Regions from separate parts of the Mus musculus genome. Here region 1 is linked to region 2. Evidence: chromatin contacts called from ENCODE Hi-C data. All regions are on one chromosome and are shown on one strand. Each heading gives the region's core, a stretch centred on a gene start or an enhancer-like site at or near the end of the contact. The rest is flanking DNA. Distances are from core to core; before and after follow the strand shown. Region 1 holds the start of Zfp354c (zinc finger protein 354C). Region 2 holds the start of Zfp354a (zinc finger protein 354A).

Evidence for each region. A loop is a pair of places that touch in the nucleus more often than their neighbours do.
Region 1: a loop to region 2 is called in a map of heart, with 11 times the contacts of the local background. The contact joins the promoter of Zfp354c here to the promoter of Zfp354a in region 2. A Hi-C loop is called at or near these places in 11 of 37 maps with a recorded cell type or tissue (adrenal gland, gastrocnemius, heart and 1 more).

The regions. Positions count from the first base shown.
Region 1 is chr11:50,824,914-50,830,304 of GRCm38, forward strand. Zfp354c (zinc finger protein 354C) reads right to left here and starts at 2,818. Exons shown (of 5, transcript NM_013922.4): 1 at 2,666-2,818; 2 at 1,513-1,597. The coding sequence starts at 1,545. It also overlaps a transcript of Zfp879 not described here.
Region 2 is chr11:51,056,996-51,062,715 of GRCm38, forward strand. It overlaps Zfp354a (zinc finger protein 354A), which reads left to right and starts at 2,230. Exons shown (of 5, transcript NM_009329.4): 1 at 2,230-2,407; 2 at 3,077-3,159; 3 at 3,865-3,991; 4 at 4,408-4,503. The coding sequence starts at 3,127.

The DNA of each region.
Region 1 (5,391 bases), core at 1,568-4,067, 230 kb before region 2:
CATGGTGCACAGACATACATGCAGGCAAAACATCCATACACATAAAAAAAATAATTGTTTTTCCAAAAGAATTAAAGAGGTAATTAAGCTGGGCCTGTCAATCACCTGGCCAGAGTTTGCCTCTATCCACCTTCTCACCGCCAAACTCTGGTTCACTTGAAGACAGGCTAAAGACAAGGAGGAGTGATTATCCCTTAATGAAATAATGTGCTCGGCCTTCCCAGAAGCCTTTGGGCAGTGCCACCTTGGAGCTTGCCCAACTTTCAGTTATTCCAAAAACTGTAACTTTTCTTTTTATTTATCTTTTTTTCTTTTTGGCCAAAATCCTAAACATGGTTTCCTTGGCATTCTGGGGTTTCTCACCCATTCTCAAAAGCTACTTCCCCCACCACACAACTGTCTGCTGTGGGATGTAGTACCTGTCAATAATAAATCTGACGGCTTATGGCTTAGGCAGGACATAGGAAGTGTAACATCTGGGAGGAGAGAGTTCTGGGACAGTGCCAGGTGAGAGATCCACTTGGAAAGATGTGAGGAGACAGACACATGGTACCTGAGCACAGGTAACCAGCCAGGTGGCAGAACGTAGGTTAAAATAATTGGGTTATTTTAGTTATGATCTATTCAGAGCAGAGCCTAGCTACATGGCCAAGGTATGTGTAACTATATTTTGAGTCTCAGTCTTACTTCTGAGAGCATGGGTCTGGGAGGAAGAACCAGGCCTAACATGTACAGTTTGCCCATCAGGAGCCTGCTGATCTCCGTTGCTGAACCTGCCTTTCTTGTTCCTATCTCACTCCTCCTGGCAGCTGCCAAGACTTACTGCTTGCCTGAACTGTTATTTTTCTCAGCCTCTAATAACATTTTCTTCAAGCTTCTGAGTACATGTCTAGGTTCTTTTATTAATGAAGTTAAGAACCCAAAAGAAAGGGCCAAATTTCCCTGGCAACTGAAGGCCACAGAAGATATTTTAAATTATGTTTTATGTCTGTATGGATGTGGTACCTGTTGATAATAAATAATAATAATAATAAATAAAATATAATATAATAAATAACATAAAATAAAAAATAGAAATAATTTAAAAAATAAATAATAAATAAGCCTTTGGTTTAGGCAGGAAATTAGGAAATGGGACATGAGGGAGAAGAGAGAATTCTGGGATTGAGCCAGAGGAGAGATCCAATGGTAGGGAGACCTTCACAGCTCTGTCTTTGGCTAACACAATGGGGTAGGCACTCCATCTGAAGGACTCCCTGTATAAAAAAAGAAAGCACCTGGGAGGTCTTATGAGGTGGTGGCTATCATCTGTGCTGGGCCTGGCAGAATCCTTTGATAAGTGTGAGGAGGGAGGCTTTTGTATCTTTTCTTTGCAGGTCAGCTTCAAACTGGAGTTTGCATACCCCTGTTAAATGCTAATTTTGCAAGGGAAAAAATTGGCAGGGGCAGAAAATGGAAACACATCCACATCTGAGTCAGAAAGCAATTTATGCAAAGACAAGCTTCACTTACTGTGCCTCGGGCAGCCAGCAAATCCACAGCCATTTCCCTTCTTAGTTTTTCTGCCAAAGGAGAGCCGAGTGCTGACCAAATATGCCTGGGAAGAAAAAAAAAAAAAAGGTGTAGTAAGGAATTCTGGTACAAAGGGAAGGCTTGGAGCCAGGAGGGTAAAGCCACCCACAAAGGGGTCTGGAGAAGTGGCTGTGTGATTAAAAGCACTTCCCTTGTTCGCAAAGAAGTTTGATTATCAGCACCCACATTGGGCTATCCACAGCTACTTGTAACTACAGGGGATCCAACATCCTCTCTGGCTTCCTTAGGTACTGTGTGCTCATGGGCACAGACACACAAACAGACACAAACATACACACATGAAAATAAATTAAGTTTTAAAACCCACCCATAATGGTACCAAATGACAGGAACACTGACAAAGCCAACCTGCCAAAACTACATCCCTTCTGTATATTAATCACTCTTCTTCTTTCTTACACTGATCCCTCCACACCCACCTACAGACCCTTTAGCACCTTGTACAAGATTCGTGGCAATGTCAAAAGGTTGGGCAGGACTGATTTAAAGTACAAAGGATAATGTGTCCAAGCTCTCTGCAAATGCTGTGTCTGTCTACCGCAAGAACTTAAGTGTTGGCTGTTTGGGAATTCCTGGAACCAGTCCTCTGTGCAGCAGAGGTGGGGCTGTGCTGTCGACGTGGCTGAGGTGGACAGCCAGGAGGTTCACAGCCTGCCCAAAGTGACAAGACAGCAAGCATCACAAATGGGAAGGAAATTCTGCTTTCAGTCTAAGGCTCCGATCAAGACTCAGAGAACTCTCGGGCCACAATGTGCCTTGGTTTCTTCTTCTGCACCATAGGCACAATGAAGGGCCAAGGGGCCTGTAACTTGCTATTAGATGCGCTAATTCATTAAGTTAGATTAGACTGCTAGGTATCGGCTGTTGATTTTATGATCTGCATAGCTAAGATGCTACAGAAGATGCACAGGCCTCTGGATCCGCAGTTTGGTCCCAGCCACGCTTCGTGGAGGGCCAAACCCGCAGAAAGATCCCCGAGCCTGAGGCCGCAGAGCAGTCGCCAGGCCGCGCCGGGCTCGCCGGGAAGCCCACCGCCCGCTACGCCCCGGTCGCCCCTCTTCACCCCACTCACGGACGCCGGCGCTCGCTCCCACCACTCTCAGCACGAGCAGTCTCGAGGATGTCGGCCCCAGACGCTCTCTCCTAGCACAGTCAGGATCACCTCCACCAGGAGCCCCCCAAAACGCCGCGAGCAGCCCCGCCACCGGGAGAAGCCCCAGAGAACTACTACTCCCGGCATGCCTGAGGTCTTTTCTGACTACACCTCCCAGAAGGCACCGGGGCCAGGCGCGTTCTGAAAGCTGAGTCGGGTCGTGTTGCACTGCAAATCCAGCAAGCCTGTCCCTGCTCTCTCAGTCAGTCCCTCAGACTTGTTTGCTAGGAGGGTGAAGTGATGTGACAGGACAAAAGTGGAATTTAGGGTTTAGGAGCGAGGTACCCATAGGTACCAGGCCAGCCTGACTGACTACATGTGGACAGCCAGGACTACATAGCGAGACTAAAACCAAAAAAAGTAAAACAAAACAAAACTCTAGGAGAACCCTAGCCCACATCACTAATCATTGTAGTTTATTTTTTTTACATTTTTTATTAGGTATTTAGCTCATTTACATTTCCAATGCTATACCAAAAGTCCCCCATACCCACCCACCCCCACTCCCCTACCCACCCACTCCCCCTTTTTGGCCCTGGCGTTCCCCCGTACTGGGGCATATAAAGTTTGCGTGTCCAATGGGCCTCTCTTTCCAGTGATGGCCAACTAGGCCATCTTTTGATACATATGCAGCTAGAGTCAAGAGCTCCGGGGTACTGGTTAGTTCATAATGTTGTTCCACATATAGGGTTGCAGATCCCTTTAGCTCCTTGGGTACTTTCTCTAGCTCCTCCATTGGGAGCCCTGTGATCCATCCATTATCTGACTGTGAGCATCCACTTCTGTGTTTGCTAGGCCCCGGCATAGTCTCACAAGAGACAGCTACATCTGGGTCCTTTCGATAAAATCTTGCTAGTATATGCAATGGTGTCAGCGTTTGGATGCTGATTATGGGGTGGATCCCTGGATATGGCAGTCTCTACATGGTCCATCCTTTCATCTCAGCTCCAAACTTTGTCTTTGTAACTCCTTCCATGGGTGTTTTGTTCCCAATTCTAAGGGGGGGCATAGTGTCCACGCCCCAACTGGTAAGAAGGACACATGCTCCACTATGTTCATAGCAGCCTTATTTATAATAGCCAGAAGCTGGAAAGAACCCAGATGCCCCTCAACAGAGGAATGGATACAGAAAATGTGGTACATCTACACAATGGAGTACTACTCAGCTATTAAAAAGAATGAATTTATGAAATTCCTAGCCAAATGGATGGACCTGGAGGGCATCATCCTGAGTGAGGTAACACATTCATAAAGGAACTCACACAATATGTACTCACTGATAAGTGGATATTAGCCCCAAACCTAGGATACCCAAGATATAAGATACAATTTGCTAAACACATTGTAGTTTATTTTTACTGTATACAATACACAGAAAACAATGTGACATGGGCCTTGATGTGCATCCCAGGATGGCTTCAGAAAGCAGGAGGATTAAAAAATAAAAGTAATTGATTGAATGCCTTTTGATTTTTTTTTTTTAAATCCAGCTAGCTGCTGAATCCTAAAATCAATTTCCATTTGGTTGGGACAGCAATGGACCTTCAGAGATCCTGCCTACCTCTAACCTCTAGGGTTTCGTTGTTTTGTTTTGTTTGTTTGTTTAAAAGAAAAACATAACCTTAACTCTCTCAAGTTTATATTTCTGATCTGGGAAGTCAGCCTAAAGAACAACAAAAACTCAGCAGTGAAGGTGTTTAAATAGCCCTTCATTGCTAAACCGAGGCTCTCTCAGAAGCCACAGTCTGTTGAGTGAAAAAAAAATCCCAGTTTCAGGTATGTGTTGCCTCTATCAGTATCACTGGCCATAGAGGCCCTCTTACCCTACAAAAGCAATTGTTTCTGGTTTTGTTGTTGTTTTTGTTTGTTTCCAGAACTAAATGAGAGTTCCTGTTGCTGGAGATGTCACGTTCTTTCGTTGCAGGAGCATGGAGAATTCAGGCTTGGCCTGAGCTGGAAGATATCTCCATGTGCTAGCTCATTGTCAAAGTGCTCAAAAGCAGCTGTGCAGGCTCCTGGGGTAGAGCCGATGCCAATATTCTTGTTCAGCTACGAACATAGTATGGGTACAGCCAGGATTGTCCATTTTCATTTAAAGCCTGTTTCACTGGAGAAAACTTCTATTTTCCAGGGCAAAACCTGTGGCTGGGGAGATCCTAGTCCCCAGTAAGGGAAACTACTGCTGTTATTTTGTTTAATAGGTACTACATACCTTCGAACCATTTGAGATTATGGGAATAGAAAACCGCAGCTATTAACATTGGTTGTGGGAGAAAACTTTTTTTTTAAGTGTGTATACTCTCATATGAGTTTAGATGTCCATGAAAGCCAAAAGCTTTCATGCCCTGGAGCTGAAGTTACAGCAAGTTAGAAATCACCCAACATGAGTGCTGGGAATTGAACCAGGGCCTTTCGCAAGAGTGGTACTATAACCTGACTTTTGGCTTCTTTGTGCGTTCTTTTTTTCTCTTACCTTCCCCACCCTTATCCCCTCCAAACCCCCAACACTAGGTAGGAGAGAAAGGATAGAGGGAGAGGGGGTGATGATGTCATTAGACTACTTCCTGCTGATGAGGACCTTTGAACTCCTTGGGGGCAATTTTGATCTTTGTAGTCAGGATATCGCCAACCAGAAACCAGCAATG
Region 2 (5,720 bases), core at 980-3,479:
GTTGGTTAGGCCATAGCTTTGGCTCATTCTCTGACTAGCTTGTAGCTTACTTAACCCATTCAAACTATTCTGTCTACCACTTAGTTACCTGTCCTTCAGGCTCAGCTGCTGCTTTTTCACATCTCTCTCATCATCTCCTTTTATTTTTTTCCCACTATTTCCCAGAATCCTGTCTCTTCCTGCCAGTGTCCCACCTCCTATTTCCTGCCTCAGCTCATTGGCCATAGTCTTTTTTATTGACAGATGATGCGCGTAAGCGATTTTCTCTACAGAGTGGGGATGTGGCTCAGGGGTGGAATGCTTGTCTAGCCTGCTAGAGGCTCAGGTTCATTCTCCAGTACCACCACCAAATTAATTAAAATAAAATGTTTTGCATGTATTTATTGTGCATATATGAATGTATGTGGCACAGTGTATGTGTGAGGTCAGTCTCTCTTTTCACTATGTGAGTTCCTAGAATTGAATTCAGGTTACCAGGCTTGGCAGGGAGCGATTCACCACTGAGTCTTCTTCCGGGTCCTCATAAATAAAAAATTCTAAAACAATTATCTGTTGGCTCTTCCTGTAATGTCTCTGTCCTGATTGCTATGGATTGTCAATTTCATTAGATTGAGGGGTACCCAAAAGCTTGCTAAAGCCCATATCTGGTTGCGTTGATAAGCCGTATCCACGGAGGAGTCCATCATAAGGGCTGTTACATACACAATGACTTAACCCATTGATGGACTCAGTCTTTCAACCAGTTTTGGGGTGTTATGGAGCTGTAGGGGGTGTGGCCTGGCTAGAGAAGATGGGTTTCTAGGGATGTCCTTGAAGGGTCTATTTTGGCCCCACCCCTTCCTGTTAGCTGCTCTTTGCTTCCTGGCTGCCTTCAGCTCCACGGCTTTCATCTTCCTTGTCCTTCTGTGACATTCTGCTGCCTTGCTCTGAGCCGACAGTCAATGGAGTCAGTCAGGCGAGGACTTTAACCTGCCAACCACGGCCCCAAACTGGCCCTTTATTTTAGACCCTTAAGTTATTCTTCTCAAGTGAGTGTCACAGCCACAAAACTACAACTGCTACAATTCTGCCTCTCCTGAGTTGTTGCCTCAACCCCGTGCTTCATTCTTGTCTGCCCAGGCTGCCCTTGCTTTGCCCTACCCTTCTTTTGTTGTTTGTCTTTTCTTCTTTTTTGTTTTTTGTTTTGTTGTTTTTTTGTTTTGTTTTTGGTCTTATTACAGGTATCTTCTAGATCCCTATCTAATTATGTTCGTGGCTTGTTGTCTGGTTCTTGCCTTTTACAAAAAATAAAGTACTTCAGGATAATGACATTTGTTTTATTCAGTTTTTCAAATGGCTCATAATAGGGCTTGGTGCGTGACCGTTAGAACACAGACTGTACAGCGTACTCTGAAAAGTCAGACCACACACTCCTGTAGTCTCTCCCTCTTTGGACTGAGAGTTGATACAAGCAATGTGCTGTGACATTGACAAGGCTCACAGAGCTAAGTTATCTCTCTCTTCCTCTCTCAGCTGCCACCCTAGCTCCAACAGACACCCCAGACAACCTTGAGTTATAACTTAGCTTGCATCTACTGCCTTCCTACCTTTTCTTTTGACTCCTGGCACACAAGTTGGGCCATGTGTCAACACAAACTTCCCCAAACTTGTAAGAATACAGAATTCCTGTCCTTGGGAGCTGAAGGATATTTGATAAGCTTTGCCCGTCAGATCTCCATCGTGGCTGCCTTCAGCCTGATTCTAATAACTTCCCCCCTCCCCGCTGTTGTTATTTGTGGGAAAAGAAGAATTTTAAGGACATTTATTACTTGTGTGTATGAGTGAGTGTGTATGAGCATGGAATGCATCCGCTGCCCGGAGATGCCAGAAGGGGGTATTGGAACCCAGGCACTGCAGTTACAGGCCATTGTGAGCAACTGATATGGGTAGTGGGGATTGAACCTAGGTCCTCAACAAGAGCAGCAAGGACTCTTAAACCGCTGAGCACCTCTCCAGCCCTACTAATACCTTATAAAAAAAAAAAAAAAAAAAAAAAAAAAAAAGCTCTTCTAAAGGGTACTTCGTGCCAGCTTCCTTTCCACTAACCTGCAACATCTTTTATTATTTACCTAACAAGCAGGTGTTTGATTCCCGGTGTCCACTCTGACCTTCCAAGTAATCTGTGCATCAGACAAACCGAGGAACTTCAAATCCCAGAATCCCTGTGTCTCGAAGTGGACTACATTTCCCAGAGGGCTCCGCGGCCACCACCCTCTGGACCCCAAGATCTGACCCCCCCGTGAGCCTTCGCGGGTCTTAGGGCGTCTGTGGCGCGGCTCGAGGCTAGGGGCCAAGGTCCCCGTGCAGAGTCCTTACCCGCGGCGGCTCAGAGCATATGTGAGGCGCGGCGGGAGCCGGAGGAGGGAAGGTGAGTGAAGGCTCGATATGTTCGGACGTCAGACAGGGGCTGGGCTGGGTTTGGCTCGGCGGCCTCCTGCGCGTCCCCCTCCCCAGAACGCGCGCTCCCAGTGGCCTTGGCTCTGGACTGCAAGTGACCTGCTCCCCACCGCCCGGGCAGTGACCACGCAGGCTGTGTTTTCCGTGCAGCTCTCTTGTCCTGGGCTACTATTGGTCCCCTTTCTGGAGTTTTCCCCTGGTATTCTGGAAATCGATCTCTGACAGCAGCAGTGCAGTCGGGTGGGCAACGTGTTATAAGGAAGAACACCGTCCCTGCCCGTGGTCAATCTGAGGGGGCAAAACCGGAGGCGCCCCCACTGTGGCCGCATTCAGACTTCAATTTCCTTCCCAAAGGGGCTGGAAAGTGCCTGCTGAGATGTGGTGAACAGTCTAAGGGTGTTCACATGGGAGCTCAGTGAGTCCCCTCGGTTATGGAGTACAGTGTCGCCTGAATCTTGCTTCTGGACATCCACGGACAAGAAGACTGGTGACTTGTCGATTCTCTGATGCCCACCCCCAGCTCCTGGTTCCCTCTCTTGAGGCAGAAGAGCCAGGCTCAGATGATGGGACACTTTCGGAGATGCTGCTTCTGACAGGTGCCGAGCAACAGGTACTACTCCTTTCTTCTTTCCACCCTCAGATCCTCCCTCATCTTCACCCATCTTTGGAAGAAGAACCTTCAGAAAGAAGATGGCTCCTGAGCAATGGGAAGCGACATCTCAGGTAAGCACCTTGCCGGTTCATTTCGTAGCAGAAGGAGCGGATTTTGTTTGGTTTTCCTTCTGACAGTTATCCACGCAGTTCAGCCTTCACCGGGTTTCATCGCCCATGCCCTCCTTGGAGCAGTTGGTCCTCCCTCCGTGGGTGGTGGATTCTGTGGGGAGCACACCCCATGTTCACAGTTCCAGTCTTATGTATCTCTTGATAGACAGGCTATTGTTGCCTGGTGCCAGTCTGGTGTATGCCTACAAATTCCACAAGTAACTTGCCAGGTACCTGGGACAGAATACACATACGTACTTGAGAAAATTCCTTTTTTTTCTGGTCCTGCCTCCCGCACTTGTCTGTTTCATTCTCTGCCCTTACCAAAATTGGTTTTCTATTTTTTTCTTCTTTCTTCTTGACAATCCTTATGTTGTTCACCAAGCCTTCTCCAGTCTGTGGTGGTTGGTTGGTTGGTTGGTTGTTGTTGTTGTTTTTCCCACTTTATGGTTTTATCTTTTGCTTGTACAATTTCCATGAAAGTTTTTTTCTTATCGTGTATGTATGTATGATGTGGTGTGCATACATGTGTATATGCGTATTCTCATGTACTTGGTCACGTGTTTGGATGGCTGTATCTCTGTGTGAGGATATACATCTGCACATGTGTGTCAAAGCCTGAGGCTATAGGGTGGCTTCTCCCATGGAGTTGTCTGTCCCTCACAGGTGTCGTTGACATTTGAAGACGTGGCCGTGCTCTTTACCCGGGATGAGTGGAAGAAGCTGGTTCCCTCTCAGAGAAGCCTGTACCGTGAGGTGATGCTGGAGAACTACAGCAACCTGGCCTCGCTGGGTAAGAGAGTGCCCTGTGGGCAGAGACTCACAAGCGAGACCTCGTGCCTTCTCTTCCAAATGGAGATTTCATTGTGAAATCTTAGCAGAGTTTTGCCTTCAGGCCTTACAAATATGACCTTATAAGTAAGCATTGACACACACTTTGCACAGCAGGCCTGGAACTGCCCATGTGCAGTGGAGCGGGCGTGGCAGTGAGGGCACCGCTTCCCTTGGTATGAAGCAAAGGTTCATAGTCTGGGCATCTTCCCAACCAGCAGTCATTCCATGCTTGCTTGGTTCATCTCTCAGCAGAGAGCTTTGTTCCATCTCTGGAACCTCTTGCCCATCTCCTTTGCTATGTGTTTTTCTGCAAAGGGCCTTGTGAGGGAAACATTTGAGGCTTCTGGTTACTGAGCTCATCTTGTCTACAAGCAGGATTCCCGTTTACCAAACCAAAAGTGATCTCCCTGCTGCAGCAAGGAGAGGATCCCTGGAAGGTGGAGGAAGAAGGCCCTGGAGGCTTCTCTCTCGGTGAGTGTGTGCGCAGGCCTGGCAGTCTCTGCAGGCTCCAGTGTGGTGAATAAGGAGAGGGTGCAGCTTAGAGTGTGGGTTGGGAAATGTCTTCAGGTTCTCAGTCCACAAGAGATGGCCGGGGTGGAGGGGGTGGGAGGCTGGAGAGACAGCTCAGTGGTTAAGAGCACTGACTGCTCTTCCAGAGGTCCTGAGTTCAAATCCCAGCAACGACATGGTGGCTCCCAACCGTCTGTAATGAGATCTGACACCCTCTTCTGGTGTATCTGAAGGCAATGACAATGTCTTATCTGTAATGAGATCTGACACCCTCTTCTGGTGTATCTGAAGGCAATGACAATGTCTTATATATATAAAATAAATAAATCTTTAAAGAAGAAAGAGGTGGTCAGGGACTGGGATGGAGCTCAGTGGTAAGAACACCTGTCTAACACACAAAAAGCCCTGGGTTCAACTCCCAGCACGCGCGTGCGCGCACACACACACACACACACACACACACACACCAATGAAACAAAGTAAACAAACAACTCAATAAATTATCCGTAAATTAGATAAGAGCAGTGGAGGGAAACTGAAATCTGGGCTAGCTCTGTTATTCTCTTCTGATCATGTCCCGAATGAATTTCTTGGGGTCTTTTTTTTCTTGTTGGTTGTTTCTGAGGAGGGCTGCGTTTTCAGAGCTCATTTAAGAAGTATGGTATATTTAAGGGATGATAAAGAACTCACTCAGGTTGGAGTTCAAAATGTAAAGGAAAAGGAAACGGTGGGAAGGCTATGCATGTAGGGATCCTGTAACGAGGGCCTTGGTGCTGTTCCAAGAGCTGTGTCCTGGACATGGGAGCTGCTAGCATCTGCACTGCAAATGGCCACTGTACTTGTGGGTAGCTCTCAGAAAGCTGGTTCTAATCAGAAACAATTGAAAGGTCTCTTAGTTAACCAGCTGAAGAAACTATGGTATGTCCTTGTTCTGACAGCCACCATCTCAGAGAGTGTCAAGGAGTGAGGCAGGTTTCAGAGCACTGTCGAGATTAGATTGAAAGAAAATTGTGTGCACAGAGAGAAGGGTGAGGAGGCAACAATGTACCCTTTAAAAATGGGCCCGGAAAAAGAGTCTTTATTTGTATATAATGTTGTAAGTTGTTACAAAGAGCTGTTACATTCAGGAAGTGCTGTGAGGTGCACTATGGAGGATGGATTGAACTTGAGATGCAGCC